Regions from separate parts of the Mus musculus genome. Here regions 2, 3 and 4 are each linked to region 1. Evidence: chromatin loops called from intact Hi-C (ENCODE). Cell type or tissue: heart. All regions are shown on one strand.

What was found. A loop is a pair of places that touch in the nucleus more often than their neighbours do. Peaks named below come from ENCODE experiments on the same cell type or tissue, not always from the same donor. Only the 100,000 strongest peaks of a DNase experiment are listed, where the experiment ranks them.
Region 2: a loop joins it to region 1, with 5 times the contacts of the local background. A loop is called at or near these places in 8 of 42 quality-filtered maps.
Region 3: it touches region 1 in a loop (2.4-fold over the local background); 4 of 42 quality-filtered maps call a loop at or near these places.
Region 4: a loop joins it to region 1, with 11 times the contacts of the local background. A loop is called at or near these places in 10 of 42 quality-filtered maps.

The regions. Positions count from the first base shown.
Region 1 is chr11:62,392,935-62,400,934 of GRCm38, reverse strand. Ncor1 (nuclear receptor co-repressor 1) reads left to right here. Exons shown (of 45, transcript NM_001252313.1): 9 at 2,498-2,670; 10 at 5,707-5,797. Among named protein-coding and RNA genes, the nearest start is that of Ncor1, 42 kb to the left of the region's middle. In heart, a CTCF peak has its summit at 4,350 (motif pointing left); no DNase peak of the experiment used is centred here.
Region 2 is chr11:62,493,073-62,501,072 of GRCm38, reverse strand. The region is part of intron 2 of Pigl (phosphatidylinositol glycan anchor biosynthesis, class L); the gene reads right to left. Among named protein-coding and RNA genes, the nearest start is that of Pigl, 39 kb to the right of the region's middle. In heart, a CTCF peak has its summit at 4,528; DNase peaks (open chromatin) are centred at 5,422 and 6,112; H3K4me3 peaks cover 673 bases; H3K27ac peaks cover 1,931 bases.
Region 3 is chr11:62,671,614-62,679,613 of GRCm38, reverse strand. No RefSeq gene overlaps it. Among named protein-coding and RNA genes, the nearest start is that of Mmgt2, 27 kb to the right of the region's middle. In heart, a CTCF peak has its summit at 3,635 (motif pointing right); a DNase peak (open chromatin) is centred at 3,673; H3K4me3 peaks cover 628 bases; H3K27ac peaks cover 751 bases.
Region 4 is chr11:62,571,574-62,579,573 of GRCm38, reverse strand. Trpv2 (transient receptor potential cation channel, subfamily V, member 2) reads right to left here and starts at 3,947. Exons shown (of 15, transcript NM_001382489.1): 1 at 3,449-3,947; 2 at 979-1,271. The coding sequence starts at 1,166. In heart, a CTCF peak has its summit at 4,108 (motif pointing right); DNase peaks (open chromatin) are centred at 2,853, 3,233, 3,693 and 4,103; H3K4me3 peaks cover 1,581 bases; H3K27ac peaks cover 1,141 bases.

The sequences.
Region 1 (8,000 bases):
AGACGAAGTAGGATGGTGCGCTTTCAGTCTGTTAGGGCACAAACAAATCTCGGTAAGTTACGGTCATGCTAATGAGATTCACTCTTCCATCCTAATGAAAAACTGCTCAGTCTTCAAACTGGAATAGTTTCTCATTACACAGTTCTAATAGTTTTATGCTTATAAAAATAAGTTTCAGAAAATATCCTAATTTTTGTAATACTAATTTTATAGACACATTTAAGTTCGGATTTTTAATGAAATGAAATTCTTTGAAACTGTGTTAGAAATGAACTTGACCTTATGTTTAATGGCCTAACAGGTTAACAGCTGTCAAGCATAAGAGACAGCAGCTTTTATTTGGTGTAAAATTTCTGTAGTTCATATTTACCAGCCTTATCTTTTAGATACTATCTTAAATAACTGGGGTTGAATATTTTTTCTCAAGAACTTACTAATATTAAGTGAGAAACCAGCTTTTTTTGTACATTTCATTTAACTGTATTTGTGGGACTTGCTAAATTAGTCCTAGTGATGAAATCATTGGCAGATAAACTTTTTCATGCTTTGGAATAATTGTAGTTTGTTGTTTACTGATTTGTTTAATAAACATTTATCAGTTGTAGACAGTGTTCCATGTATTATTCCAGAAAAGCAAGTAAGGTAGCCATACCGTTTTGCTCTTAGGGAGCAGATATGCCAGCGGACAGGTTCAGCATTGTGATCATAATGTGATCTCATGCATACAACTGACTGCAAGAGTATATAACGGGATGCCTAAAGCAGATATGAATCAAGAAGGGCCACTAAACAGGGAAGCCAATACACTGCAAAAGTACATAAGCAGAGGAAACAGAGTAAATAAAATATCTAATATGACAGGCTTAGAGCCTGCGGAGTTATAGTGAGTGAGCTGGGAAGTGGGAGGTTTGATGAGGATGCTGGCATTCAGTGGCACACTGTCCTGGAGGTCACCGTCAAGATTTTGTATGAGATTCTGAGGGCACTTAAATGTTTTTAAACTGAGTATGTATGAGGTTCAGGTTTGTATTTTAATTATTTACATCTGGGGTTGCAAATGTAACTCGGTGGTATAATACTTGCCTAACATAAATGAAGGCTTGGATTGGATCTCTAGTACCAAATGAACTGTATGGTATCACATGCTTATGATCCCCACTCAATAGGTTGAAGCAGGGAAATCAGAAGTTCAAGTCATGGTCAGTTACCTAGTGGGTTTGAGGCCATCTCCAGATAGAGGAAGCCCTGTATTAAACAACAAAAGAATTTCAATCTGGTTGTAAAAGTGAGAATGCATGGGAAGATCTGAACACGGACCTAGCATGAGCCAGGCCCTGGCTTCCTTCTCCTCTGCTTTGGAAAGCAACAGAAATGATGTGAACCACATTTACTAGATGATTGCTTCGCTCTCGGTGATGGTGTTGACTTGAATTAAGGAGGTGGGAGGAAAGAGAGAGAGAGAACATGAAGCGCACACAAGGCAAATGGATGTTGGAAGGAGTGGTGAGGGAATGGCATGAGGAAGAAATACTCTCCTATCCAGTCTCTCTTAAGGTGACCAATGTTAGCAGTGTCCCCTAAGGCCCTTCTCACTTTCCTTTATCCAGTATCATATTCACATAGTTCTATAACCATAACGGAAAGTTTTTCTGCTTTTTAAATCACTTATTTAACCACAATATTAGTTCTTAACTTCATGTTTTTACCAGATTTCTTTTTATGATGATGAATAAATAGCTAATTCCAGCCTTTTCTGTGCTATCAAAAAAATTGACTAGTTAACAACAGCAACAAGAACAAAAAAGGTGAAAAAGCTAATGGTAGAGAAACAGTTAAGTGTGTGTGTGTTCTCTGACAGTGTGGATGGGTACCGATACAGTACTTATAGCTGCCTTTAAGAGTGATTGGAACGGTGGTTTTCAACCTGTGGGTTGTGACCCCTCTGGGCTCTAGCTACCCCTTTCACAGCAGACGTTGACTAAGACTATTGGAAAACACAGCTATTTACATTATGATTCATAACAGAAGTAAAATTACAGTTATGAAGTAGCAATGAAAATAATTTTATGGTTGGGGGTCACCACAACATGAGGAGCTGAATTCAAAGGTCACGGCACTAGGAAGATTGAGAACTACTGGATAGATGATGAACTGTGTAAATGTTTTTCTTTTTCCTTTCTTTTTGATGAGGCATGTTATCAGGAAAATAAAAATAGCAGGTCAGACACTACTAGTTATAGTTGTCTGTGAGTTTGCTAATTGGTATAGTGCTAATGGTTAGTAAAATCTCCAGGGAAAGTATTCCTGGTGAGTTCATCTAAGGGAATGGCTCCATCTCTCCTGTTAGATCAAGAACAAATTGTCATTTGTAGCTGAGTCATACAAGCCAAATGTACTTCTGATTCAATTTAAGAAATGGAATATATTTCAAAGGGTTAGGCTTACCAAATCATGAGTTCAGTTTAATTGTTATTAATTTGCTACGGGTGTTTAATAGGAACAAAAAATCTGCCAGCGCTATGATCAGCTCATGGAAGCGTGGGAGAAAAAAGTGGACAGAATAGAAAATAATCCCCGGAGGAAAGCAAAAGAAAGCAAAACAAGGGAATACTATGAGAAGCAGTTTCCAGAAATTCGAAAACAAAGAGAACAGCAAGAAAGATTTCAGCGGTATGTAGTTTGATGTTTAGTAATTGTGATTTTTTTCCCCTTCAAATCATATTTTTTAATTTAACTTTGTATTGATTCTTTGCAAATTTCACATCATGTACCTCATTCCCACTCATATTTTTCTTCCCTTTGTATCTGTCTTCCACCCTTGCCCCCAAAAGAAAGTAGAAATCTCACTGTGCAGGCTGTAGTGTGTCATAGTGTGTCCACAGAATATCCTTTTGTCCACACTTCTTTCCCTGTGTCATGGAGATCCTGCTGCTTTGAATCTGTAGGACCGTCCCCTTCGAGTGTTCCAGCTGTTCATTGATGGGGCAGATGTTGGGGTGGGTCAATTCAAAGCCCTGGATCTGGGCCTGGGTGGCATCTGAGCTAATAAGCCTGCCATATTTCCCGTACCCACACCACCAGGGAGGGCTCTCCAGCACTGCCTCAGCTAGCTCACCGGATGATTCAGGCAAGGGGCAGAGCTGGCTCTCTATTCTCATGCCCTCTCCTGTGGCCATGCCAATAGGGCCGGCTCTATTGTGCTGCTCAGGCCAGGTGCAGGGCCTGCTCTCTGGAGTGCTGCTGCAGGTGAGGGGCTGGGTGGTTTTGTTTTTGAGACAAGATTTCTCTATGTAGCCTTGGCTGTCTTTGAATTTGATCTGTAGACGACTGGCTTCAAACTCAGAGATTGGTCTGCCTCTGCCTCCTGGGTGCTGGGATTAAAGGTGTACGCCACCACTGCCTACAAGAAATTTTAATTTTGAACTTAAGTTTTTAAAATTATACTTACTATTCATTTTGGGGGTTGTATGTGGGAGGCTCATGTGCCATAGTAATACTGATCTGATGTGAAGGTCGGAGGACAACTTGTGGGAGTAGGTTCTCTGAACCCACCAACTAGTATTAGCCCAGTCCATTGGATCTAATGGCAACCGCATGGACCATTTTGCCAGCTCTGAGGATAATTTCTTAGTGAATTTAATATTATTTTGTATATCTAATTTGCATGTCAAATCTAAGTGAATATCTTTCATTAACTGTTTTATGCATGTGAATGAATGTTTTGCCTGTGTGCCTGTGTGCACCATGGTAGCCACGGAGGCCAGAAGGCCTTAGATTCCCTTGAAACTAGAGTTATAGCCAAGTGTGAGCTGCCATGTGGATGCTGGGAATTGAACCTGAGTCCTCCGGAAGAGCACCCTGTTGTCTTTAACTTCTGAGGCATCAGAAGATGTCTGTGGCCCTAGGCCTTTACTTTTTTTTTTTTCCTTCACCTTTGAGACAGGATCTGGAGTAGGTCAGTAGCCCTGGCTGACTTGGTATTTTACTATGCGGCTTGAGACCCTCTGCCTCCACTTTCCAAGTGTTGGCATTACAAGTTCCTGTGTGTCACCATGCCTAGTTTATGCAGTGCTGGGGCTTTGTGCATGTTAGGCAGGCAAGCACTCTGCCAATTGAGCCAAATCCTCCCTCATCTTAAGCCTTTAATTCTTGGAAGTTCTAATTTTCTTCAAAATGACAGTACGAACAGGCCTGAATGTTCCTTAATAATCAAACATAATGAAATAGCATGAAATTCATTATTGAATCAAGAAATTCTGTGTGCTGAAAGATGGCTCTGTGATTAAGAGTCCTTGGTGTTCCTGCAGAGAACCCAGGTTTGGTTACCTATGAGCTGATGCCCTCTACTGGCCTTTGTTGTTTCCAGGCATGTGTGTGGTACACAGTCAGAAATGGAGGCAAGACACTCAGACATATAAAATAAAAATAAGAGTTAAAGAAAAATTCTTTGCCCGGGGGGGTGGTGAGTTTAGTAGATAAATTTTGACTCATGTATTTATTTATTTTAAAGACAGTCTTTTTATGTAACCTCAGCTGTCCTGAAACTTGCTATAGAGATCTGTCTGTCTTAAGTCTTACAGAGATCATCTGCCTCTGCCTCCTGGTGCTGGGAGTGAACCACACTTTGTATTTTGATAGGTTTTTATGTGTAGAAAATAGGTATGAATGAAACCTCATTAGTAATGCCCATACAAACTTACAAATATCTTAAACTTAATTTTCTGTTTTGGTACTTTTCCTTATATTTTAGAAATGTGCAATGTATTTTTCTAAGCTTGCTCTGCCATTATTTAGAATACAGACAAAAATTAGACATGGCATCAATCATTTCTTTTTTAATATAGGTACCCCATTACTCAGTGCACTATTCTAACTAGAATATACAACCTTTTTGTCTGTCTGTCTGTCTGTCTGTGGTGCTAATGATCAAACCCAGGTAGTGATGCATGTAGGACAAACACTTTACCAACTGAGTTGTAATGTATCCCCAGTCCAACGTGTAACTTAAATCTCTTAACATTTAAGTTGTTGCTAATTTGGTAGTGATTTATGCATACGTCTTGAAAGTATTCACTGAATTTCAGGTTTGGTTTGGTTTTATTTATTTATTTTTTTGACTTTCTATTGGTTTAGAAAAAAAGTCCTACTTAATAATACAGAGTCATCAAGGGAGACACCCAATATCTGCACACATTTACAGACATACCTGCATCATAGACATGCATATACACAAAAATGTGCCATTGTGTGTCCTATCTTACAGACATGGACATGATGTAGATATTTCACTAATGAACTTAAGGAGTTGTAGTTATATGTACAGACTTGTATATGATCAACCCAACATCAGTCAACATTCCAGATAGTACCAATTGAATTCAGTGGGTTACACAGAAAAGTAAACAACAACAACAACAACAAAAATGTAGAAATCTTGAAAGGGAGGAATGGAAGGTGGATGTGATCAAGATAAATTGTTCATGTGAACAAAGTTTCAAAGAGTGATTATAAAATATTTATTTTAAAAGTCCTACTTTAAGCTAGGCAGTGGTGTGTGTGCCTGTAATTCTATCACTTGGAAGCAGAGACAGGCAGATCTTTGATTTTTGGGGCCAGCTTGGTCTGTATAGTTCCAGTATTTATACTAATTTGTTATGTCTTCATAAAAAGTCTTTAAATATATTTGTATTTTTTCTTCATATTTAGAGTTGGTCAGAGGGGAGCTGGTCTTTCAGCCACCATTGCTAGGAGTGAGCATGAGATTTCTGAAATTATTGATGGTCTTTCTGAACAGGAGGTAAGAAAATTGATTCATTCAAGTTAATTCTCTAACTGTATAAGCATTTTAGTCCTGTAGCTCAGGGGGTAAATGTTTATCAGTATGTAAATGAGGACACTTTAGGTAATAGTGCTTGAAGTATTCTAAAGACTAAGATCAACCATTTCTTGGTTTCAAGTAGTGTAATTAAATGTTTTACAAGGATTCTTTTGTCAGCAAGGAGACCTGGGAACAGTTAAGGAAATAGCTCTGATTGGCTGGAAGGTGGTGACACATGACTTGGGAGGCAGAGGCAGGCAGATCTCTGTGAATTCAGGGACAGCTGGTTTATAGAACAAGCTCTGGGATAGCCAGGGCTACATAAGGAAACCCTATCTGGAGAAACAAAAGAAGGTGCCCATCACTGTGTCCTTGATAAGGACATACCAGAGGCCCGGGGAGGCGAGGCTAGAAGGGATGATGGGCTCAGTGTGAAAGTGAGAAGTAATGGGTGCAGAGCTGGCTGACATGCTGAGCTTCTGGCTCCATTCCAGCAAGGGGGGAAGGAGCCTCTGCTTGCTCCCCAGAGGCTGTGGTGATGACCACAGCAATATCTGTAAATCGAGAGGCAGGTAAGCTGTCCCAGGCAAAGGTACTTACATTTTAAGCAAGAAAATTTGAGTGAAAATGACCACTTTGGGATTAAAAAAACTAACCCAAAGATGAAACTGGAGACATGCCTCACCTCTCAGAAGACCTGAGTTTACGCTCACAACGGTTTGTAACCCCAGCTTCAGGAGATCTGATGATGTCCTGAGAGGTCCCCTGTACTCACATGCCATGCACATAATTTAACAAAACACCTGTTCCTGTGGTGAGGCCTTTATCCCAGAGGCAGGGCCAGGCTGCTCTCTCTGAGTTGGTCTGGACTGCAAGTTTCAGCTCAGTTTGGACTGCTTAATGAGACATTGCCCCTCCCCCCCCAAATAACAAACCAAAGTCAAACAATCAAAAACACAAACAAACCAACCAAACAACAGGGATCATAGCTGAGCATGGCACAAGCTTTCAATCCCATCACTTGGAAGGCAGAGGCATGCTGATCTCTGTGCAGAGATGAAAAAAAAAATCCATATTGGAAGTTGTCAGATACAGTCTGAGATACAGGAAACTCTCAAAATAACTCTAATCTCAGTTTTTCTGTGACAAAGTCCAAACGCTATCTACTATTTTTTCTTCTTTGATACAGAGTTTCTGAAATTTTGTTTAAAAAGTTGAAAGTTATTTTTGCTGTAGTTTTCCTCTAAGAATAATTATTTATAGTTGTGTATTTTAAAAATAAATGCTATGTATAAATACATACATAAATAATAAGTAATCTTCCAAGGGTAGAGTTGTGGAGAACTTAAATATTCAAGTAGTAGTACATTTGAAAAATAAACTAAGGTAGATTTAGTTTAACATTATTGAACGATTTAGAAATCAGGCATATAAAACCTATGCTTGCATGTTTTCAGCACACTAACAAGTAAAAAAATAATGAATGCGAGGGGCTTGAGAGTTGGCTCATCAATTAAGAGCACTGGCCACTCTTCTAGAGGATCCAGGTTTAGTTTCCAGCACCCACATGGCAGCTCACAACTGTCTGTAATTCCAGGTCCAGGAGATCTGGCACCCTCACACAGACATACATGCAGACAAAACACTAATGCACATGAAGTAAAAATTAAAAAGAAATAGTATCAGCCGGGCAGTGGTGGCCCACGCCTTTAATCCTAGCACTTGGGAGGCAGAGGCAGGCGGATTTCTGAGTTTGAGGCCAGCTTGGTCTACAGAGTGAGTTCCAGGACAGCCAGGACTACACAGAGAAACCCTGTCTCTAAAAAACAAACAAACAAAAAAACAAAACAAAAAATAGTATTGTGAACCTGTCTACTTTGATCTCTACTAATCTATGGACACCTGTTTATTTTTTCTGTGACTATTTTGATTCAAGTTGTAGTAGATTACTGTAGGTTTACTGTTTTGAAGAGTGGACCTGGTACTTAAAATTGCTGTAATAAGTACATTTTTATGTATTATCTCACTAAACTAAAATATAAGAAAGAGATTCTAGTTGTTACTATTTTATGAAACTAAGGCACAGGAAGGTACAGGGCCATAGTGCTGTGGGTAGCAGAACTAGTGGTTCTTGTTCCAGAGCCTTTCCTCTGTTCATTGAGTCAAGTTACGTTTTTATAGG
Region 2 (8,000 bases), 100 kb before region 1:
CCAGCCTAGCTACAATAGTGAGTTCCAGGATATCCTGGGCTATAGAGTAGGCCTTTGTCTCAAGAATAGACTCTACTACTACCAAAAAAACTGATCTGAGTTAAAAAGTGCATGGATTGGGCATAGATTGCAAGTCATCCCAACTTCCTCTCTCCAACTCAATGTAAGAAAATATAAGAAAAATTCAAGCAAACACACACACACAGACACACACACACACCCCTCCTTTCAGACCAAATGAGTTCTCCTTTGCCAATAGTGCACTTCTAATTAGTACAAGACCTGGGTCTAAGGCATAACCTTTGCCCGGTTTCTATCTTCTCTGGTAGAGTAGGAGTTCTGCTTTGGTAACAGTGCTGGCAAAACAGGTGTGTTGGAGGCAGTCTTTGGACTCTAAAGAAACAGTTGGTGAATGACCTGTGTCCGGTTTTGTTTATACAGTCTTTCTTCCTGATGACTGGAGTTTACACATGCTGATTAGAATTATAATTGCCATTTTGGTCCAGAGACTAATCAGGTATGAAAGACAGATATAACAGAGTGACAAAAAGGAATACAGACACTAAGGGCTCTGGAGAGTCAGCCACACAGTCTTAGGTGTCACCATGGTGGCTTCTACCATAGTGGGGCTTCTGATATCTACAACATGAAAGCAATTACTTAGACTTGGTTGTGATGTTGTGTGTGTCTGTGTGATTGTGTTAGGGGTACACACATATGAAGGAGCATGTATACGCACGATGACCAGAGAGGACACTGGGAATCCTTCTCTACCAGTCTTTATTGCTTAGAGACAGGGTTTCTTGCTAAACTGAGAGTTAGGCTGGCAGCCAGTAAACCCTGACTTTATCGTCTACATTGCTAGGGTTACAGGCATGTGTGACCATGTTTGCCTTTTTAAAACAAAACAAAACAAAACAAAACATGGATACTGTGCTTTTGAAATTCTTACTCAATGAACCGTTTCCTAAGCTTTGAATTTAATTTTTTAAAAGTTCCACACAATCAATTATTTAGGTTGTTTCCTGTGCTTATTACTGTACTAAGATTATGACAAGTACCCAACACATACAACTCTTTGTATGTGGCTCTCAATATTTCCTTGTGATAAAATCAGCGAAACTCAATTTCTGCGTCAAAGATGAAGTGAGGAGTATGCATGTAGACTAATTCTTACAAGAACCCTGTTAAGGGCTGGAGAGATGGCTCAGTGGTTAAGAGAACCAACTGCTCTTCCGAAGGTCCCAGCAACCACATGATGGGTCACAGCAATCTGTAATGAGATCTGATGCCCTCTTCTGGTGCATCTGAACATTATTATCATTATTATTATTATAAATAAATCTTAAAAAAAAGAGAACCCTGTTAAGAAGAGTAGATGGGAACTGTTGACAAAGGTGGGGGAGAGTATCAGGGAATGGGGATGGGGTGAGGGTGGAGGGCTGTGCATTTTACAAGCTGATTGGAAACACTAGTAAGCATACATCATGCCTGCTCTAAGAACTAAGGGGTGCACGTGTGCGCGTGTTTCTGAGGGCTGTTAGGCAAGTGCTCTACTTCTGGGAATCGAACCCAGGTCCTCTGGAAGAGTGACAGTGCTCTTAACCACTGATCAGCCTGTCCGGCCCCAGTGGGCATATATTCTAAAGCAGTTCCCTTGTAATTTTTTAACATCCAAGTCCAGATTTCTGGAAGCCTCCAAGGATGGGCAACAAAGTTATTGAGCTTTGAGCTCCTAAAAATTTCCATTACTAAACGCAAGGTGATGCTTTGCGCCTTAACATTCACCTCCTGCCTAGCTCAATCCTGGGTTGTTTCCTGAAAGAGCCGGCAAAGGAAACTGAACAAAAAAGGCTTAACTTCCAATGGAAGGAAGTGTCCAAAGGAAGATGAGGACTAAACATTCTTTTTTCTAAACAATTATGTTTCATTTATTGATTTTGTGTGAATGCATACATGTTTGCATTCCTGCATGCATGAGTGCTTGCCACAGTGTGCATGTGGAGTTCAGCAGACACACAGTGGGAGCTGCCTCCCTCTTTCCACCATGTGGGTCCTGTGGATTGAATTCAAATCATCAGGCTCAGCGGGGGACATCTTTACCTGCTGAGTCAACTTGCTCACCCTCAAAAACAAAGTATTTGCTTTATTTTGAGACAGGGTCTCGCTATATAACTCTGACTGGCCTGGAACTTCACTGTAGACCACCAGGCTGGCCTCTGCTTCCCTTGCTGGGATTAAAGGTGTACTTCACCACCTCTGAATAAAATACTTTTTAAATTAAAAATGTTTTAGGCCAGGTAGTGGTGGCACACGCCTTTAATCCCAGCACTTGGGAGGCAGAGGCAGGCGGATTTCTGAGTTCGAGGCCAGCCTGGTCTACAGAGTGAGTTCCAGGACAGGCAGGGCTATACAGAAAAACCCTGTCTCGGAAAACAAACAAACAAACATTTTTATGATGTTGTATGTATAAGTATTTGGCTTCATGCGTGTCTATGCACTTGTGTGCCTGGTCCCTGAGGAAGCCATCGAGAGCATGAAATCCTCTGGAACCAGGAATTACAGATGGTTGTGCCTTGCTGTCAGGTCAAGGCTGTGCAGGTAGGGGTATGACCATGCAAAGCCAGGCAGAGTGGCAATGTGCCTCACAACCCAATAATCTCTAAAACACTACTGAGGGCTGTGGCCCAAGAGGTGGTTTATCTGTTAAGAGAACTGACTGCTCTTTCAGAGGACCTGGGTTCAATTCTCAACACTTACATGGCAGCTCACAACTGTCTGTAGCTGCAGCCTCAGGTTATATCCTCACACAGACATACATGCAGACAAAACTCTAATACAATATATATATATATATTGCAGACAAAACTCTAATACACTATATATATATATATATATAGTCTGTTAAGGGGACTAGAAAGATGGCTCAGAAGTCAATAATGTGTTTTCTGCTCTTTTGGAGGATATAAGTTTAGTTCCCAACACCTATGTTAGGCGTCCACAATCACTTGTAACTCTAGATGCAGGGGATCTGATGCCATCTTCTGTTCTCCACAGGCACTGTACACACCCACAGGCACCTGTACACACGTACTCTCTCATATACCTATAGGCATATACATATATACATTTCAAAAAACCTTTTTTTAAAAAAAACTTATTTACTTATCTCTATGTAAGTACACTGTAGCTGTCTTCAGACACCCCAGAAGAGGGCATCAGATCTCATTACAGATGGTTGTGAGCCACCATGTGGTTGCTAGGATTTGAACTCAGGACCTTTGGAAGAGCAGTCAGTGCTCTTACCCGCTAAGCTATCTCTGCAACCCTCAAAAAATATTTTAAATAAAGAGTTGTTATCCTGATATGACATGTGCATTGACTTTCTTTCTTGTCTGTCTTTCTTCCTTTCTTCTTCTCCTTTTTCTTTTTTTAGAGGTCTCACTAAGTAGTCTTTGCTGGCCTTGAACTCTATATAGAAAGAACTATAGCAATCGGCCTGACTCTGCTTCCTGAGTACTGAGATTAAAGGCTAGGGCCACCACACCCAGCCTGACTTTGCATTCTTATACTCTCAGCAGTTGTGATTATGAGCATAAAACTTGAATAAGATTGAGATCATCAGGAATTTAGGAGGCCCTACCCACCCCTGAGGATCTATAGAGGGTTAATGATTGATGGGGAGAGAGACATTTTCTCCAGTGGTGCAAGCACTGGCGAGGGGCCTGTGTTCCTATAAATAACCCATCACCCATGCTGCTGAAAACAACCCTAAGTAAACTCACTGGGTCAAACACACAAACAAAAGGAGAAGAAAAAAAGAAAGACGTGGATAAGGAGGGCCAGCTGGGAAGAGAGAGAGAAGCAGTAGGAGGGGAGGGGTCACAAGGGAGTGCTATGGGGGCTGATGACCATGAAGGGACATTGTATACATTTTTGAGAATGTCAAAATGAAACCCATTACTATGTAAACTAATATATGCCAGGAAAAACATAAAAACCTTAAAGAGGGTTAAAAGCTGAATCAGACTCAGAAGACTGAGGCAGGAAGTCAAGTTTGAGATCGGCCTGGGTTAAAAAAGAGAAAAGATCATTTAAGGAAAACAGGCAAAATTACAAGGAAGGAATGCAAAATATCAAAATATAATGCATTTTTAGGATTCTCAGAAAGAATGCAAGAAATGCAAAATAAAAGCAAGATGCTTGTGGAGAAGGGCACAGGCAGAGTTCAAATGGCTTCCGTGAGTCTGACCCTAGACTTCTAGAAAATTCCGATAAGGAAATGGAGAAGCTTAAAGGCCGGTAGAGCAAGTAGAAATACCTAATCTATGCCGGGCGACGGAGGTGCATGCCTTTAATCCCAGCACTCCGGAGGCAGAGGCAGGCGGATTTCTGAGTTCGAGGCCAGCCTGGTCTATAAAGTGAGTTCCAGGAGAGCCAGGGCTACACAGAGAAACCCTGTCTCAGGGGAAAAAAAAAAAGAATTACCTAACCTACATTCACCTCCCTTACCAAAGGACTAGCAGTTCTACAGCTTCACCACCAGGGGGGCGATTTCTCTATCCTTGTGAACTTGAAAGTGAGGATCCACCCAAGACGTGGAATGTTAGTGTGTACACCAGAAAGAGCCCCCAGCCCCTAAACCTTTGCTTGTCACATAAAGAATAACTCATGTGAAAGAGGAATAGGAATATGAAAAGAAATTGAATTTTCACAACAAGGCAATAAAGTGGGAGGGCCTCCAAATGACAAGCTCCCAATAGATTGGAGCCTTGAGATAACCAAGTCTCAGCTTCCCAGAAAGCAGAGCCTACACTGAAGCCACCTCACTGTCACCTGGAGACAAGGACTGTGGAAGGCACAGAGGGAGGGATAGTGAGCCATAGAGGGAGGGAAGCTGGGAAGGAGGGTGGTTTTATTGATTTGATACATGGCTTATTAGATCCCATGGGTGTCTAAAAAGCTGTATGTACAGTACCTCCACACAGAGGGCAGGTTGTAGCCTGTTAGCTCTTCAGACTTCAAGGTGAGCTTACTTGGGTGCCCCAGGACTGAGATGTCATAGAAGCCCTGAGCTAGAAAGCAGGTGGTAGACTGAGCCTGAGCCATGGGCTTGTCAGACAACAGTGAGTATCTGGAGATAAGGGTGCCCGGGACCCCAAAACATCAGGGCAAGACTCAGAACAAATTCAGTGTTCACTTAGCTAACATGGACCAAGTACACACTTCTGTATCATACCCAAGGCAATAGCCAAACATGGATATAGGTCACTCTTTATGCTTAGGGCTGAGTGGAGCTGAGGTTTGGGATCTTGCAGGATGAAGGAATTTCCCAGGGAAAGGAGAGCCAAGAGGTCAGGGATTCCAAGCCAAGGAGGCAGTATGATGAGCTGGCGGCATGAGCAGCTAGCTGGCAGTGGTTGCTGAAGCGCACCGGCAGCTGGTGGAGCTGAGAGTGTCGCAGGCCTCTGAGGAGGACAAGGAGGTGGAGGTGGAGGAGGAGGAGGAGGAGGAGGAGGAGGAAGAGGAGGAGGAGGAGGAGGAGGATGGCCACCATCCAGGGGAGCAGAGGAAGACTGTGGCCAGGCCTTGTGTTTGACAAGCCCTTGAGAGCGGGAAGAGGGTGGACTTAGCAAACAGTGTTAGTGCTACAGGAAAATGCTCCCAGCTCCCGGCTCCACCCGGGACTGCTGTGTTCAGTAAACAAGCTCGCCTCAGCCTGTGACGCTTGCTTTTCTAATAGTGAAATATCCTCAAACTCTGACCTTCACACATTCTAGTGACTCGTCCTTACTGGTACTTTTACAGTCCCTCAGCAGTGCCATGCAAACACTCTGGAGAATCTGTGGTGCAGGAGACTCCTCCAGTCAGTACGTCTGAGAAGGGAGGCCCCTGGGCTCCACTAGCAAGAGGAGGTTTGCTTTGTCTTCTCTCAGACACAGCCTCTGCAGAAGCGACCAGGACCGGTGCTGCTGCAGAGCTCCAGCAGAGCTCCAGCAGGGTTAGGTAACGACTTAGCTCCCTGAGAACCAAGTCCTACTTTTGCACACTGCACTCTGAACTCTCATACAGATGGAAGTGGTTCAGACACCCTTATTTGGTCTTGTGGCTTGTTTAGCACAGTGCTGGCAGAATCTGCTGCCCCTCCTCCACCCACTTCAGGCACATTTCTAAACTTAATTACTTCCTTTGTCATCTAAAGTGGGTAAAGGTCAGTAGGGTTCAGTGTAACGGCTTTGGCAGGCCCAGGGCCTGGAAGCTTAGTTGGAGCCCAGCAGTTGGCCCGTCCTCACCAAGGGCTCATTTAGGGAGGCAGGGGCTGTCTCCCCATGCTGAGGCCATCCTGCAGCGTTCCTGCTGGAGCACAGGAGGACCAGGGAAGACAAGGGAAATGGATCTAAGCTAAAAGGTTGGACCCAACAGTTGAAAGCAGGGTTCAGTAACTTCTGTGGAGTAAGGGCAGTGGTTCTCAATTTGTGGGTCTCATCCCCTTTGGCGTTGAAGATGAGATATTGTGCATATCAGATATCTATGATTCTTTGTTGTTGTTTTCTTGAGACAGGGTTTCTCTATGAAGCCTTGGCTGTCCCAGAACTCACTCGGTAGACCAGGGTAGCCTTGAACTCACAAAAAATCTGCCTGCCTCTGCCTCCTGAGCACTATGATCAGAGTGTGTGCTACCACCACCTGACTAATTTGCATATTTCTAATGGCTAGTTATACATGTTTCTTAGCATTGCATGATAAATAACAGTGGCAAAGTTACAGTTGAAATAGCAACAAAATAATGTTCTGGTTGGGGTCCCCACACATGAGGAACTGTATTAAAGGGTCTCAGCATCAGGAAGGTGGAGAACCATGGCTCTAGAGTGAGACAAACCTAGAGGGGAAATAAAACAATGGAAAGAAGGACGAGGAGAAGGAAGAACATGCCCTGAGAGCGGAACAGTCAGCACCTTGATTAAATGTCCCAACAGACCCCTTTCTGCACAGGGCTTCCCTCTCCCAAGTGGAATCATAAAATGGCCTTTTCTTTTAGCCTTCGATGCAAAATGAGCCAGGAAATCACAAGTGTAGGTACTTGTAGGAAATATTTCCTTAATACTGTCCGCAGGTCACAGGGCCTTGTCCTTGCAGGTATGCTGAAGCTTCTACAGGCTGACGCAGGAGGGTTTATGACCACTTACCTTCTTCCAAGACACTAAAACAGAGGAAGAGCTGGGCGCGGTGGCCCACGCCTTTAATCCCAGCACTTAGGAGGCAGAGGCAGGTGAATTTCTGAGTTCAAGGCCAGCCTGGTCTACACAGAGAAATCCTGTCTAGAAAAAAACAAAAAACAAAAAAAACAAAGACAAAAAACAAAAACCAAAAACAGAGGAAGAAAAGGCCTGCTGGATACATGGGTTGTACCAATTAGTAGTTAGTTCAGCCTGGAACACTGGGGCCCTGTTTCTGTCTGTTCTACATACCTGTAAGTACTGCTGCTGCTTGTAGACTGGAGACCCTTGTGTGCTTTATGAAAGATGCCCAAACTCCTGTGGAGTCCTGTAGACCAGGCTGGCCTCATACTTGGAGATCCACCTGTCTCTGTCTCCCAAGTCCTGGGATTAAAGGCATGTGCCACCACTTTTTCTTTGGCATTTTGTAAAAGGTACCCAGAGGTTGCTGAGGCATTGTGAATCACAGTGCTGTACAGAAATCAGTAGTCTGTGCTTCTCCTTCTCAAAGACATCCTTCATATTGTTGCAACAAAGCTTGCAGCACTCTTATAGGAAATTTTACTTCATAGTTTGCCAGTGTGTTGTTTAGTGTGGTGTTGAGAACAGGCTGCAATCTGCTCTACGCTATTCCACAGTATATAAAACAGTGTTTTTTCTGGCCATGCTTTGTCCTAAGAGACTCCAACTTACAAGTAACTTTAGACTCAATTTTAAGGAAGGGGGATGAGAGCAGCCCCTGGGTGCACTAGCCAACCACTCTCTGTTAGGTTGAACCCATAT
Region 3 (8,000 bases), 280 kb before region 1:
ATGGCAATCCCATAGGAAGAACAACAGTGTCAACTAACCTGGACCCCTGGGAGCTCCCAGAGACTAAGCCACCGACCAAAGAGCATACATGGGCTGGTCCAAGGCCCCTGGCACATATGTAGCAGAGGACTGCCTTGTCTGGCCTCAGTAGGAAAGGATGTGCCTAGTCCTATAAAAACTTAAGGCCCCAGGGAAGGGGGAGGTTCTAGGGGGAGCACCCTGAGGGGAAGGGGGATGGGATGAAGAACTGTGGGAGGGGGGACTGGGAGGAAGCCAATATGTGGAATGTACATAAAATAATGAATTTTTTTAAAGAAAGAATGTCATGCAGAGGTTCTAGAAGGCTCCCTCACCAGCATGTAGTGCCACATCATCACTCCCTGTGAGAAGCCTCCTGCATGCCTGCCACTCCCCAGCAGCGGGACACTGTTCTGCTCTCTGTCTGTGGGTTTAGCTGGTCTGTGACATTTCCTGTGAATCTAGTCACACAGACAGGCCTCTGTAGACAGCTTCTCTGAACGATCATTTTGGGGGTTCACCCACGCTGGCGCCTCCTTTCTTTTTTACCGATATCCATCCAGTACATGGATGTGCCACACTCTGCCCTTCTGCCCTTTCATCATGGAGTGTCTGGGCTCTTTCTACCTTTTGACCTTTGTGAACTGTACTGCCATAAAAGGTCACGGTCGATTTGTTTTGTTTGTAGAATTCTTGTTTCTATCTGGGGAGGGTTATAAGTACCTATGATGGAATTGCTGAGGCAGATGGCAACTCTACACCTAAGTGTGGGGCTGCACCCTTGTCTCACTGGTCAGCAATGTCTGCCCCAATCCTTCACACCCCTAGTGACACCTAAGCCATGACAGCCATCTTGTGATGTGAACTGGGTTTGCCTTTGTTCCTGCTCTTTCACTGTTTGGCTCTCTGGCCACAGGCAAGTTGACTCCCTCTGATTTATATTTCCTCACACGTTAAGAAGAGAAATGAATAGCAGGCCTTCTTCTCAGAAGTCCTGTGAGTATTAAATGAAACGGCATATGTTCATCTGGAATGGTAGGCCAGGTCCTCAAACGATGAAATATAGACTTGCCACATGTAGTGATGTCAATGTGAAATGCCTTCTAGAAGGCAGGTGTACTGAAGGTGTGGCTGCTGGCTGATGAGCTCTGGGGAGGCAAATATATTACAAGGGTTCTGATTTTATCTATGGGTGAACACAGGGTGTGGTCTTGGGATGCCTGCATTCCCAGAGAGCTGTGACTATAGCCCAATACATTCTGCAGTATTAAAAGGTTGGACATCTAACCTACTAATGGGATCAGAAATTGATCAGTATTGGGAGATTGTAAAAACTACTGGAGCCAGCACACCATGGATTAAAAACTTTGAAAATGACCCCAAATAAATCATTTCTGTTTTAAATTCTAAAAGTTATTTGTTGTGACAATAAAAATACTAACATGCTATATAATATGGCTTCACAATTCCACTTCTGAGTATATACCCAGGAGTTTGAAAGCAGACACTCAAGCAGATACCTACACATCCATGTCACATCATTATTAACTACAGTCATAATAGGAAACATTAGTGGATGCATGGATAAACAAAATGTAACATATACACAGGATGGAATATTATTCAGCTGTGTAAAAGAAAGCCATTCTGATCCCTGAGCTTTAACGACATCATGCTAAATGAAATGAGTTAGTCACAGAAAGATGAATAAGGTACACCGAGGAGTCAAGTCTCAGAAACAGAAATAAAAGTGACTGCCAGAGGCTAGGGAAGAGCAGGGAATTACGGTTTGAAGGGCGGGGTTTCAGTAGGTAATGTAGTTTAGGTCTGAAGTGTCCCCAAAGGCTCATGTCTTAAAGGCTTGGTATCAGTGTGAAGTGTCCTTAGGAGGTGGTGGAGCCTGTGAAAGGTAGAGCCAAGTGGGAGGAAATTAGGTCACTTGAGATATGTCCTTGAAGAGGATGTTGGGAGGCCACCCATTCCCTCCTTCCTGCCCAGATGCTCTGCCTCACTTCTGTGAAATGCTTTTCTCTAACCATAACAGTTTTGCCATCTTCAGCAGAGTAGCCATGGCTGCTCACAGGGCACCCTCCAGATCAGGCTTGCTACCTTCTCTCAAAAAAAAACAAGGGGAGAGGAGGGTCATCAGACTCCCATCCAAGATTGTCGCCGCTCCCAGCTGCACCTGCTCCCGGCTGTGCCAGTCTTAGGACGTGTTAGTGTACACAGAGAGTGGAGGGTTAACTGAAGGGGAGTCTGAGTATGTAACTGTGGGAGTCATTATCCATGATGGGACAGGATGTTTCTGTAATATGGCTAACCCACACTCCTCTGAGTAACTCTTCACCCTTGGTTCTACACGCCAAATAAACTCACTGATTCACCAAGGCAGACCTGAACAGACACATCTCTTTGATTGGTCATTGGTGCTTTGTCTGGGGTCAAAAACAAAAACAAAAACAAAAACATTTGTTTATGTCTCCCTGGGGGAAGTTCCTGCAACACTTACCGCAGGCCCAGAAGCAGCAGAGAGAGAGCTGAGCACCTCTGAAACTACGTGACCCATAGGTCTTCCCTCCCAAGCTACACAGAACACAGGAAGCGTCTTCAGAGTGAGTCTTTTTTTTTTTTTTTTTTTTTTTTGGTTGGTTGTTTTGTCTTGTTTTTTGTTCCCAGGCAGGGTTTCCCTGTGTAGCCCTGGCTGCCCTGGAACTGACTCTGTAGGCCAGGCTGGCCTGCAGCTCACAGAGATCCACCTGCCTCTGCCTCCTGAGTGCTGGGATTAAAGGTGTGTATCCCCACCACCTGGCTCCAGAGTGAGTCTTGCAGCCACCTTGTCTATGATGTCACAAGCTAGCAAGAACCCATTCTTTGTGAATGCAGTTGTCCCCCTCATCTGAGAGGGCTATCTTCCAAGACCCACAGTGGGTGTTCAAAACAGAAGATAGATAGTAGCAAACCTTATGTACACTCTGCTTTTTCTACACACACTCCGCATACCATTTACTTTAACATACTAGACCCAGGAAGAGATTACCAACAACAGTAAGATAGACTATGGCAAAATTGCCAGCATCCCTAGTGTTGCACTTTGAAGACATTATTGAGTAAAATATAGGCAACTTGAACACCAGCGTGTGAGACCATGGCAGTCATACCGACAACAGGGATGGCTATTAGCACATGTACACAGAGACACTGGACCAATGGGCGGTTCTTGTCCTGAGTGGGATAGAGCGGGACAGAGCCAAATTCATCATAATATCAGAATAAGGCACAATCAGACAATGTTCATGTCTAGAATCTTCCATTTAAGGCTTCGTCCTAAGTGAAGAGAAAAGCCTGCTCTGTGAAGCCAGCCAGCCTCTGAGGGCATTTACAGCTGGTGACATAGCTGGAGGATGGTGACACTCTTCTTGCAGACGCCAAAAGTCATGCAGCTTTCTCTGCAACGTTGATTAGGTAGCTGAAGTGAGCGAGCGAGGGAGGGCATGCTGCCTAGGATTAGGCCTCAGCGCAGAGTGGCATTCCATTTGCTGCTTTCCTCTTTCCCCCCCTGAAAACACTCTTTTCTCTTAGGTGTCCTGCCTGCCGGGTCTGTTCATAATCCTCTTATCCATCCACCAGATGGCAGGAGAGGGATGCTAAACAAATCCTCCGCCCTCCAGGCACTGCACAGTCCACAGGCAGTCACAACACCAAAGCGCCCTAACTTCCTGTTTAACGGTGCTTTCGGACTGTGAGGAGAGAGTGGCTGAAGTGGCTCAGATCCAGTTGGGGGCTCCGATACGGCGGATGCCTCAGGGTTATTTCCTGAGGTACAATTACAGCAACACCAATGTGAAGGGCAAAGGAGAGAGGGATCTTGGGAAGGGAGAAAGCGGGGCTGAGCAGAAGCTCTGGACCGAGCTTTGCAAACCACTGTGGCAGAGGTGACAGTCCCCCTTCACAAGCTTCATGACCCCACCTTGTTGATCTGCCTCCTCAAGACTACTGGGCATGTAGGCATGGTGGTGCACATCTGTGGTCCCAGCACTCACAAGGCAGAAGCAGAAGGATCTGGAGTACAGGGCCATCCTCAGCTACATAGCAAGTTCGAAGCTAGCCTGGGCTACATAAAAGATGATCGTGATGATAATGATACAACTAATAGGTAGGAGAGGCTAGCCCCAACAAGGACGCCTGTGGCATGCTACAAAGGCTCCCCAACCTTTTTACTGGGCCCCCTGGGGACATTTGAAAGCAGACATACCAGAAAACAGCAAGCACACAGACAGAGCTTGAGTTGTGTGAAATGCGGGAAGATGCGGGTGTGGATACGGCACTGTTGTGGTGAATCCTAAGAATGCGTTACCTCTTCTCCCTGGTGTGTGGGGATTTTGCAAAGCATTTTCCCATGTGTGCCAACAGCGTCACCAAGGCCAGGCACGATGAGCAGACTGAACCAAAGTTCCCAGATTCCATTCTCTCAGAAGATGCTGGTGCACAGGTGACTGCCCGCCCCCTCCGCGCCACCCTGAATCACCAGATGCACAATACTTTCCCTTGAGGGCCTGATCTTCTACCCCGCAGGACCTCCCTGAGTTCTGGCAACCTGACTCTTCCCTGTCTGTTATTCTCATGGCCTCTTGCTGTATCCATTACGCTGGTTATTAAGCTTTGCAGATTTGACTCTTTGGGTCTTCCAACATCTGCGCAAACAATTCTTTATATTAAATATTCAGTTTTGAGAGGGGTGGGGGTGGGGCGAGGCACAGCTCCGTAGCTGGTTAAAGCTGGGATGAAATCAGCAGATGCTGGCTCCTGCCTCGAAGCTATTCACTTACTACCGATGAGGGCTTTAGAAAAGATACCGATAAAATTTCCCCCAGTTCCCCTCTGTCCCTGTCAAACTCCCTGCTCCATCATTTACCAGCAGTGTGACCGTAGGAATGTGGTTTGACCCATGCAGTCCTTGAATTTGGGTTGTACCTATATCTCAAGGTTGTTATAAGAATAGAATAGGGCTGTATGTGCCCAGGGCTTCCAACAAGTACAGTATTGTAAGAATGACAGAATTTAATGCCACACAGAATATGTAATGGTCAGGAAAACCACTTATTTTTAAATGGCCAAAGCTTGGGTTAAATGAATGGATCAAACAGTTAAGAGCACTGACTCCTTTCCCAGAGGACCTGGGTTCAATTCCCAGCCCCCACATGGCAACTCACAGTTGGAAGGGATTAGTCATCTTCTGTGTCCACAGGCACCAGGCATGTGCATAATATATAACATAAAATATAATAAATACCAATAACATAAAATATACTAAATAACATGAAAATAAAGTTAAGGAGAGTAATAGTCAAAAGGCTAGGTGAGGTGGTGCCCCCCTTAATCTGAACATGCAGGAGGAAGAGGCCACTGGGTTTCTTGTGAGTTAGAAGCCAATCTGATATACCTAGTGAATTCCATGGCAACATAGTGAAACCCTGTCTGGGGAAAAAAAAAAAATTAAAGTGGTCAAAGGACTTGAATAAACACTTCTCCGAAGGAGAAATACAAGTGAACAATAAGAGTGTGAGTAGGGGGGCTGGTGAGATGGCTCAGCAGGTAAGAGCACCCGACTGCTCTTCCGAAGGTCCGGAGTTCAAATCCCAGCAACCACATGGTGGCTCACAACCATCCGTAACGAGATCTGACTCCCTCTTCTGGAGTGTCTGAAGACAGCTACAGTGGACTTACTTAAATAATAAATAAATCTTAAAAAAAAAACTTTAAAAAAAAAAAAAAAAGATGTTTAAAAAGAGTGTGAGTAGGTTTGGGGAGACAGCGCCACTGGTCACCAGCTTAACTGCACAAGCAAGCAGGGGACCTGAGCTCCTCCAGCACCCGAGATCATGGGGGTTTCTAAGGTAGGTACGGGTTGTGGTGGCATGGCAGTATGCATCTGTAATCCCAGAACCAGGAGGCGAGAAGGGGGACTCCCTGGGCTTCCTAGCCAACTAATCAAGACAAGTCAGTAAGCTGGAGGTCCAGGAAAGGCACTGTCTGTCTCAGAGAAATAAGATCCGAAGTAAGCAAGGACAACACTCAGCCTGTATCTCTGGTTCCCACATAGATGCACACACATGTGCACACTCAAGAAAGACAGAGAGACAGAGGCAGACAGATGACAGAGAGAAGGGCTCTCTGAGAGGCTCAACATCAATCACTTCTCATTAGGGAGTCAAAACCACAATGAAAAGCTGCTTCACCCTTACTTGCACGGCTGTCATTAAAAATGCAAAGAAGACTTGGAGCCGGCAGTGGATAAAGAGCAGTGCTGTGCAAGCGTGAGGACCAGAGTTTGAGTTTCCAGAACCCACACAAAAGCTGGCAGGTTCGGAGGCCGCTGCAGTCACAGCGTGTAGAGGCAAAGATGGGGGATCCCCGAGCAAGCTGGAGGTAAACTAGTCAATCCAACAGGAGGCTCCAGAGCTAGCTGGTTAGATAAGCTAGTCAGTCCACGCAACTCACAGTGAGTTGCGTAAATGAAGTGATGAGCAATCAAAGAATATCCTCGCTGTCAACTCCCGGCCTATATGCACACATATGCACACATATACTTGGACACCTCTCTCTCTCTCTCTCTCTCTCTCTCTCTCTCTCTCTCTAAGTAAAAGCAAAAAGAAAGAGAAGCTGGAAGTGAACTCAGCATAAGAGTGGCTGAGTCCATCCCTAGCACAGGAAGGAGAGGAGGAAGAGGAGGAAGAGGAGGAGGAGGAGCAAGGCTGTGGGACCTTTGAACATCATTGGCAGATATGGGAAGGGGTGCAGCCACAAGGGAAAACACTATGGAGTTTCTGAATTAAGAATAAATATGCAGCTGGGCCATGGTGGTGCATGCCTTTATAATTCTGGGAGGCAGAGGGCCGAGGGGCAGAGGGGCGGGGGGTTGGGGGGTTGGGGAGAGAGCAGGGAGGAGGGGTCAGGGGATAGGGGTGCAGAAGGGCAGGGGCAGAGGGGCAGGGGGGCAGAGGCAGAGGCATTTCTGAGTTCAAAGCCAGCCTGGTCTATTGATCAAGTTCTAAGTCAGCCAGAGCTACACAGAGAAACTCAGTCTCAAAAAACAAACAAATCCATAGCAAGAATTTTGGTTCCTTCAAAAACCCAGGTACATTAAGTGAATATGTTTTTGTTGTTGTTGTTTGGTTGGTTGGTTGGTTCTTTTTTAATTTATTTTTTATTAGATATTTTCTTTATATACATTTCAGATGCTATCCCGAAAGTTCCCTATACCCTCCCTCTGCCCTGCTCCCCTACCCACCCACTCCCGCTTCTTGGCCCTGGCATTCCCCTGTATTGGGGCTTATAAAGTTTGCAATACCAAGGGGCCTCTCTTCCCAGTGATGGCCGACTAGGCCATCTTCTGCTACAGATGCAGCTAGAGATACGAGCTCTGGGGGTACTGGTTAGTTCATATTGTTGTTCCACCTATAGGGTTGCAGACCCCTTCAGCTCCTTGGTGCTTTCTCTAGCTCCTCCATTGGGGGCCCTGTGTTCCATCTTATAGATGACTGTGAGCATCCACTTCTGTATTTGCCAGGCACTGGCATAGCCTCATACAAGACTGCTATAACAGGGTCCCTTCAGTGAATATGTTTTTGTTTTAATCCCAGGTGTGAAATAAGAGGTTGCTTCATAACATGTGACAATGATTTGCCTCATGCACTAGGGTTTTTTTGTTTTTTTGTTTTTTGTTTTTTTGTTTGTTTGGTTGGTTGGTTTGGTTTTTCGAAACAGGGTTTCTCTGTGTAGCCCTGGCTGTCCTGGAACTCACTTTGTAGACCAGGCTGGCCTCGAACTCAGAAATCTGCCTGCCTCTGCCTCCAAGTGCTGGGATTAAAGACGTGCGCCACCTCCCCACCCCCACCCCCTGCCTCCTGCACTAGCAGGCAGTGTTTTTACCCAGCTGCAGAGAGTTTGTTTGGAATTCTAGGAACCTTTCAGAGGGGGTAAAT
Region 4 (8,000 bases), 180 kb before region 1:
CCCTGATGACTCTGACACATAGGGTGACTAACTGGGTCATTCACACTTGAAGACATACAGCCATGACACGTTTAAAGGCAGCCCTCACATTTGCAACACCACACAGATAGGTGTCCACCTCATTCCAGCTAGATGAACGTTATTCATCCAGTTAGCCCTATGGCCACAGACTATGAGGGGCTCTGTGTTTTATCTGCCTAGAAAATGTGGTCATTTGGACACTGCTCCCTGCCACTAGGGCAGCAACCATGCATGGCCTTAGACTAGGGAAGCACAGAAAGGTACCGACTGGGATTCTAAAGGGCATTGTGGATCCCATTCTATCACCATCAGTCCAGCCCCACTACTCATTCACAGATGCCACCATGCACCTGTCTGTGCTGTCACCCAACCTAGCTAACTAGTCTCTCACACAAACAACACAGTGTGCCAAGGCTACACTGTGATAGCCACATCTCAGGGATGAGCAGGGAGAAAGGACTTTCCTGGTCCATTCTCTTGTCAACCCATGAGGATTCTGGGAAGTCAGGTTCAGTACCCTAGCAGGACCGGAAGCAGGATGCATGCCCTCAGGCTCACTCCCTGAATTGGTAGCTATAACACAGGAAACTCAAACTGCAGATGACTCTAAAAGGAAGCCCACTGCCCTCAGTTCTCAGGGTCCACATTGCCTCAGTGACTATGTCAGCCTTGGATCCCGCTACAGCCATGAGCTACCACTGTGGCCAAAATGGGTGGGGTTCGAAACATCAAGAAGAGGGGTTTGATTGTCAGTTGCATACTTGGTACTGGATGAAAGTGCCTCTACCAAAAACATAGATCTTGGCAGAAGGCCAAGAACGCAGAACATTCTGGAAGGTGTAACCCTAGAGAGCAGACTGTGGGACTATGTGGAGCTAGGCTATGAGGAAGAGACACTTGTGAGGGATTGGCCACTGCGTGACTTGGAGTGCTGTTTGGGAACTGCGGTAGCCTCACCTGGGACCCAGTCCCTTTCGGTAGTTGAGATTCACTTTAATCTGAGGGGAGAAGTTCCGGTCCTCTCCCTGGAAGGGAGACTCCATGGGGGGTGGCTCATTCTTTCCTTTGTTCACCTCAGCACTGCCTTCTTCATCTCCATCGGACGTCTCCAGCCTAAAAGCTGGGGGGTTGGAGGCTGAAGTCATCCTGAGAGAGGAGGGTGCTCCTTATCGCTGAAACTTCTGTGGAGATGGAGATCTTAAGGTTCCCCTCTCTCTCTCATACCGCAGTGGGGTAGGCCTGGCTGGGACCTGGAGAAGGTGATGTAGAGAAAGGAGAGCAGGAGCTGGGGTAAAGACAGTGCTTGTTTACCATGCACAGAGTGCTGGCTTCTCTACCCAGCAAAGCATAAGCCACCTGTAGCAGTCCAAGGCCAGCTGCTGGAGGGATGGCTCAGTGGTTAAGAGCACTGGGCTACCTTTCCAGAGAATCGGGGTTCGGGGCCCAGCACTGCATGGTGGCTCACAACCCTCTGTCACTCCAGTTCCAGGGGATCTGATGTGTTCTGACCTCTGCAGGTATCAAGCACACACGTGGTACACACTCATATACAGAAAATAAGTAATAAATTGATAAAATATTTTAAAAAATAGAATTAGGAGCTAGAGGATCAGAAGTTCAAGGTCATCTGAAAATAGCCTGGGATACTCTGTCTCAAGAGAGAAAGAGAGAGAGGGAGAGGGAGAGTGGGAGAGGGAGAGGGAGGCGGGATGAGGAAAGAGCTGGATCAGAAAGGGCTTGCCACACAGCCTGGAGGAGCTGAGGATCCTGGGTGTCCACATAAAAAGCCACGGAATGAGGTATATCTTTAATTTCAGTGAAGAAAGGCAGGCAGAGACAAGAGGCTTGCTGGCCAGCCAGTCTAGCAGAGTTCAGTGAGACCCTAGCTCAAAAAAACAAAGCTGAGAACAATGAAAACAATCCACATCTACTTCTGGCGTCTACACACATCCAAAACCACACCTACATACACAAAAAAATAAAAATAAAAATAAAAATAAAAGAGAGCCATGCCTGGTGGTGCACGCCTTTAAACCCAGCGTTCAGGAGGCAGAGGCCAGCCAGGTCTACATAGTGAGTTCCAGGACCAAGGCTACATAATGAGACCCTGCCTCAAAAAACAAAAACAAAAACAAAAACAAAACAAAAAAAACAACAAAAACAAAACAAAACAACAACAACAGAAGGGGTGTGTATGTGTAGGAAGGAGAGTGGGAAACTGTTAGCTTTCCAAGAGGGAAAATCAGCGGTGAAGGAGAGAGGCAGTGTCAGGAAGATGTGCTGGGAGCAGGGACCTGACAGAGTTGTCACTTTGATATTATCTCACAGGAAGTCAGGACTGTCTTTATCCCCCTTGGGAATTTCTGATGTTCAAGAAGACTCAAATCCTATTTAGGGGTGAGAATGCTTGTGTTCACAACCCCACCCATTCTCTACCTGATATCAAGCCCAGTGCCCAATGGTACAGACAGATAAAACTTCAGTTGTTTGGCCAGCACAGGCCACGAAACCCTTAATGTAGAGAGGGAGCGATCCAGGGAACTACTGGTCTATCAGACCCTTCCTTTTGCTGCCAGAACAACCGCGACTCAGAAAAGAGAAGTGAGTTGCCACCTCGCTTCGTGTCCTGATGGTCCTCTTCAGTTCTCAGAACCCAATTACGTTCGTTTCCAGTCTGACTCATATCTGAGGGTATAAGACACCACCTCCGAAGGGGCTTTAGAGCTGGCAAGCGCTATCTGCCTTCCCACCTCAAACTGCACACTGGGTCTGGGGTTAGCTGACAGCTAACCTCACCCTCAACAGAAACAGCAACCACAGCCTCCATCACGTGGCCGGGGCTGGGACCTAGTTAGAGCTGGGGAGCCTCTGTCTTCCTCAGAGTTCAGAAACCGGAAGGAAAGAATCAGAGCCGGTCAGAAGACAGTGGGGGTAGGAAAAAGGGGCAGGGAACAGGTTGGTAGAAATAAGGGACAGAAAAAAACAGGGCCAAGAGAGGAAGCGGTAGTGTGGCCCCGGCCCACTCTCAATTTGTTACAGGATCCCAGTACACTCAGAGAACTGGGTGGGGCATTTTCCACAATAGCCAGGGGGCCTGACTGAGGTTTCACTTCTCTGCCCACCTTAGTAGGACATGGGCATCCTCCTTTTGCGCAGTCTAGCTTCCACCCTCAAGCAAATCCTGGCAGACGCTGCGTCTGACATCATTCCCAACCCCCAGCAGCAACAACTGTCTTCCAGAGGCTGTCTACCTTACCTCCTGGGATCCCCATTCTGGCAGCAGAGAAAGAGGCCTGGAGGTTCAGGGAGCCAGATCCCACGCAGACCCTTATTCCAAGATGGAGATGCCGGGAGACCAATCCAATCATTCACTGTCATACTTCCAGACGCAACCCCTAGGACATCCTGAAATAGCCCATCGACTTACCCCTCAGGCTGAAGTCAAGGCGTAGCGGCAGCAGACTACAAGCCAGGATCACCAAGCCTAGCGGGACTCTCCAGCAGCGGGGATTGAGAGAGGAAGTGCCGCGGAAGCCTCCGTAGCTGGCCGTAGCTTTCTCTGTATCGTCCACCCTCCACCTGTTCGTCGCACACAGTGGATAGTGCGGGCTTAACGCCAACCTGTCAAGGACCAGTGACTGGCCACTGGGCTGATCATCAGGACCACTGGCCACACCCTGCTTTCGCGAGACACGCCCTGCTCCTCCATCGGTGCACTTCCACCCACAACTGTAGCCAGAGAAGCCCCTGGGGCAGTCAGAGGAAGTTCTGGGGTGGTGGGACCTAGGCTTGGGTGGAAGCTGGCACAGGTGTGGGATTCATGCCCTAAAACACTGACGCCCACCCCTCCTGATTCTTAACACCGTGTGCCCTCCCCCGGCCATTTGGTTCATCACTGTCCGACCCAAGGGAGAGAAGAATGGGATAGCCCCAGAGAGAGAAGAGGTTCAGTCTAGCATTTGCCCCAGAGAATGCAGCCCAACCCATCCAGCCATTATTTCCATCTAAGGAAGATTCGCTCAGCGTCCTGACCCCAGGGATCCCCCGAGTATCCATTTACAAGGGCACTTCCAGAAACAGCCAGCAGGTGGCAACCGTGTGGCCAACAGGAATGGCTGAAATTGTACAGCCCCGGCACTGCCAGGGAGAACAAGGACCAGCTCTCCCTCTCTTTTTCGCCGGAAGACCTCTGTCCTTGCTCCACATCCCAAATTTTGTTTGATTGGTCCAAAGCACTAATTTCTCTCCCGTGAGAATGTTCTACCAAACCGGTCCCCCTGCTTCTCCGCTGCTACACTCATACGTCACACCCCATTCTTATACCAACTAAGGTGGTCTGCTAAAAATATAAACCAGGGGCCAGCGTTTAGCTTTAATGGTAGACTTAGTGGCATATGTAAGGCCCTGTGTTTGACCCCCAGTATCAGTAATCAAAGAAAAACTAAATAACAAAAATTAATTAATTAATGTCACCCCCACCTCCAAGCCACTTTTTCATAGCACTAAAAATAAAACCCAAACTTCATACAACAACCTCATGCAGCCCAGAGGCCCGCCCCAGTCATGTCACCTTCACCATGCTACACTCCAGACCTGTACCGTCCAGTATGGCAGTCATTAGCCACGGCAGCTATTTAGATTTTAGTTTGGTTTACACTTTTACCTGCGGCAAGGACTTGATATGAAACCAACTGTGGCAATCCTCCTGCCTCTCTCTCTACAGTGCTGGTGTTATAACTGTGCCTCCATGGTTGGTCATCTTTCAGATGAGTCCACTGTAAGGCAAAACTCAGCAAATACTAGCTGGCATGGCCCTCCACTCTTCCCAAATATGTCCTGTTTTCTCTGTAGTACAAGCTGTCTCACCTGCTAGGAGCAACAAGCAACACACACACACACACACACACACATATACGCACACACACAGTAGCATCGCCATCATGGCCACATACCTTAGTTCTAAGCATCTTCTGCTTGTGTTTGTGTTTCTTTGTTGGTTTTATAGTGCTTGAACATGGGCATGCCAGGCCAGCCTCTACCACAGCTTCCTGCTCTATTTTCTGTTTAAACATCACTTCCTCTCAGTAGAGCTAGACCAGCTAGACCCTAAACTGGGGGGAGGGGCCCTAGAAACGTACTCCTAAGACACCTGCCTTGCCCCTGGCAGAGGCTGATTTGTACTGTGCTGCCTGCCCCCTATAATAACATACTTAGCCATCCACTGTTGCTCAAATGTGCTTAGGACTGCAAGTGCAGAGTAATGCCAGCACTTCTGTTTAGCTGGGCGAGGCCCCAAGAGGTGACTCCTTGCAGCAGGAACCAAGCCACGTATATGCATTTAAGCAATCAACTTCATAAATGTTTAAATCTATGCTTAAAATTTCCTTTAACAAACTCTGTTTTTTTTAAGCAGTTACTTCATATTAGCTTTTTTTTTTTTTTTTTTTTTTTTTTTTTTTTTTTTTTTCTATGAAGACAAGGCTCCAACTTCTCCTGAGTGAGGTGAAGCCTCTGAAAGAGAATTCTTGAAGCAACTGAGGGCAGCAGAATGGGAAATAGAATTTTTTTTATTAGGTATTTTCCTCGTTTACATTTTCAATGCTATCCCAAAGGTCCCCCATACCCACCCACCCCCAATCCCCTACCCACCCACTCCCCCTTTTTGGCCCTGGCGTTCCCCTGTACTGGGGCATATAAAGTTTGCAAGTCCAATGGGCCTCTCTTTGCAGTGATGGCTTACTAGGCCATCTTTTGATACATATACAGCTAGAGTCAAGAGCTCCGGGGTACTGGTTAGTTCATATTGTTGTTCCACCTATAGGGTTGCAGTTCCCTTGGAAATAGAATTTTTTAAATCTTTTTTTTTTTCAAGGCAGGGTTTCTCTGTGTAGCCCTGGATGTCCTGGAACTCACTCTGTAGACCAGGCTGGACTCGAACTCAGAAATCCGCCTGCCTCTGCCTCTCAAGTGCTGGGATTAAAGGAGTGTGCCACCACTGCCTGGTGAATTTTTTAAATCTTAATGCTGTGGCTTTATGTTTAAAATAAAGCCAGTAAGATGACTCATCAGGAAAGGGCATTGGTCATGCAAGCTTGGTGACCTGAATTTGGTCCCTAGAACCTATGTAAAGTTGGAAGGACAGACTTGACTCCACAAAGTTGTCCTGTAACACAACCACACATGCATCATGTAAATATAAATGCACGATAGAAATTAATAATAAATAGTAAAGGGGGCTTGAGAAACAGCTGAGCAATTAAGACCTAGCCGCTTGTGGTGGTTTAAATGAGAATGTTCCTACATAATATCATGTTGGAATACTTGGTCTCCAGTTAGTAGAACTCTTTGGGAAGGATTAGGAGGTGTGGCCTTGTTGGAGGAGGTGTGTCACTGGGAGTGAGCTTTGAGGTTTTTAAAGACGTTATTCCCAGTGTTCCATTTCTGTGTCCTCCTTGCTGATCAAGATGTAAACACTGAGTTGTTCCTGCCTCCATGCCTTTGCAGCACCATCATGACCTATAATTCTTTGAAAATGTAAGTTCAAACTTAACACTTTCTTTCACAAATTGCCTTGGTCATGGTGTTTTGTCATATCCATAGGAAAGTAACTAAGAAATTGTTTTTATAGAGGACTCAGGTTCAATTCTCAGCCCCCACAGGGAGGCTCTGTAATTCTCGTTCCAACGGATATGATACCCTTTTCTGGCCTCTGCAAGCACCAGGTATGTTCATGATGTGCAGACATACATGCAAGTAAAATACCCATATATATTGATTGATTGATTTGCTGGGCATGATGGAATGTGCCTTTAATCCCAGCACTCAGGAGGCAGAAACAGCAAATCTCTGAATTCAAGGACAACTTAGGCTACACAGTGAATTCCAGGCCAGCCAGAGCTACATAGTGAGACTTCAAAACAACAACAATAACAACAACATGTATTAAGCACTCATTGTGTCTGATACCATGCTAAGTGCTCCGTGTATGACCCTTAGAGCAAGCTTATTTCACAGATGATGAGGCTGAAGGTAGGCAAGTGTAGACCACATGGGTGGGAAGTGAGGAAGAAAAGATTTAAACCCAGAGCCACACCCTGGACACTTGTGCTTTCCAGGAGATGAGCATGCACTTTTGACATACCCACAGCTTCCAAGGCCGCTTATTAACCATGAAATAGTCAGCACAGCTTTAAATGTCAGGTAGGGCAGAGGGCATCACTGTTCTCCTGAAGTAAAACTGGAGACCATCAAGGGACAATGAAAAGTGAGCTTTTATTGGCTAAAGAGATGGCTTAGCAGCTAAGAATGGGAACTGCGCTTGCAACCCCAAGACATGGGCACTTCACAATTGCCTGTAACTCTCACCTGATTCCTTCTTCTGGATTCTATGCACTCTAACATGCACTGATTCAAACCAAAACACAGTCACAGACACATGATTAAAAATAAAAATAAGGGGGCTGGAGAGATGGCTCAGGGGTTAAGAGCACTGACTGCCCTTACAGAAGACCCAAGTTTGATTCCTGGAACCTACATGTAGGCTCACAGATGGTGGTAACTCTAATTCAAGGTGATCTGACAGTTTCTGGTCTCTGCAGGCTCCAGACATGCGTTCATTCATTCACACAAAAGAAAAATAAATAAATTAATTAAATAAATAAAAAATTAAAGGGGGTGCCTGGAGAGATGGCTCAGTGGTTAAGAGCACTGACGGCTCTTTCAGAGATTCTGAGTTCAATTCCCAGCAACTGCATGGTGGCTCACAACCATCTGTAATAGAATCCAAGGCCCTCTTCTGGTGTGTCTAAAGAGACCACCAGTGTACTCACATAAATAAATAAATTAATAATAATAATAATAAGGAGGAGGAGGAGGAGGAAGAGAAGGAGAAGGAGAAGGAGAAGGAGAAGGAGAAGGAGAAGGAGAAGGAGAAGAGGAGAAGCTGGATGTTATTAATCCCAACCTCAGGAGCAGAGGCA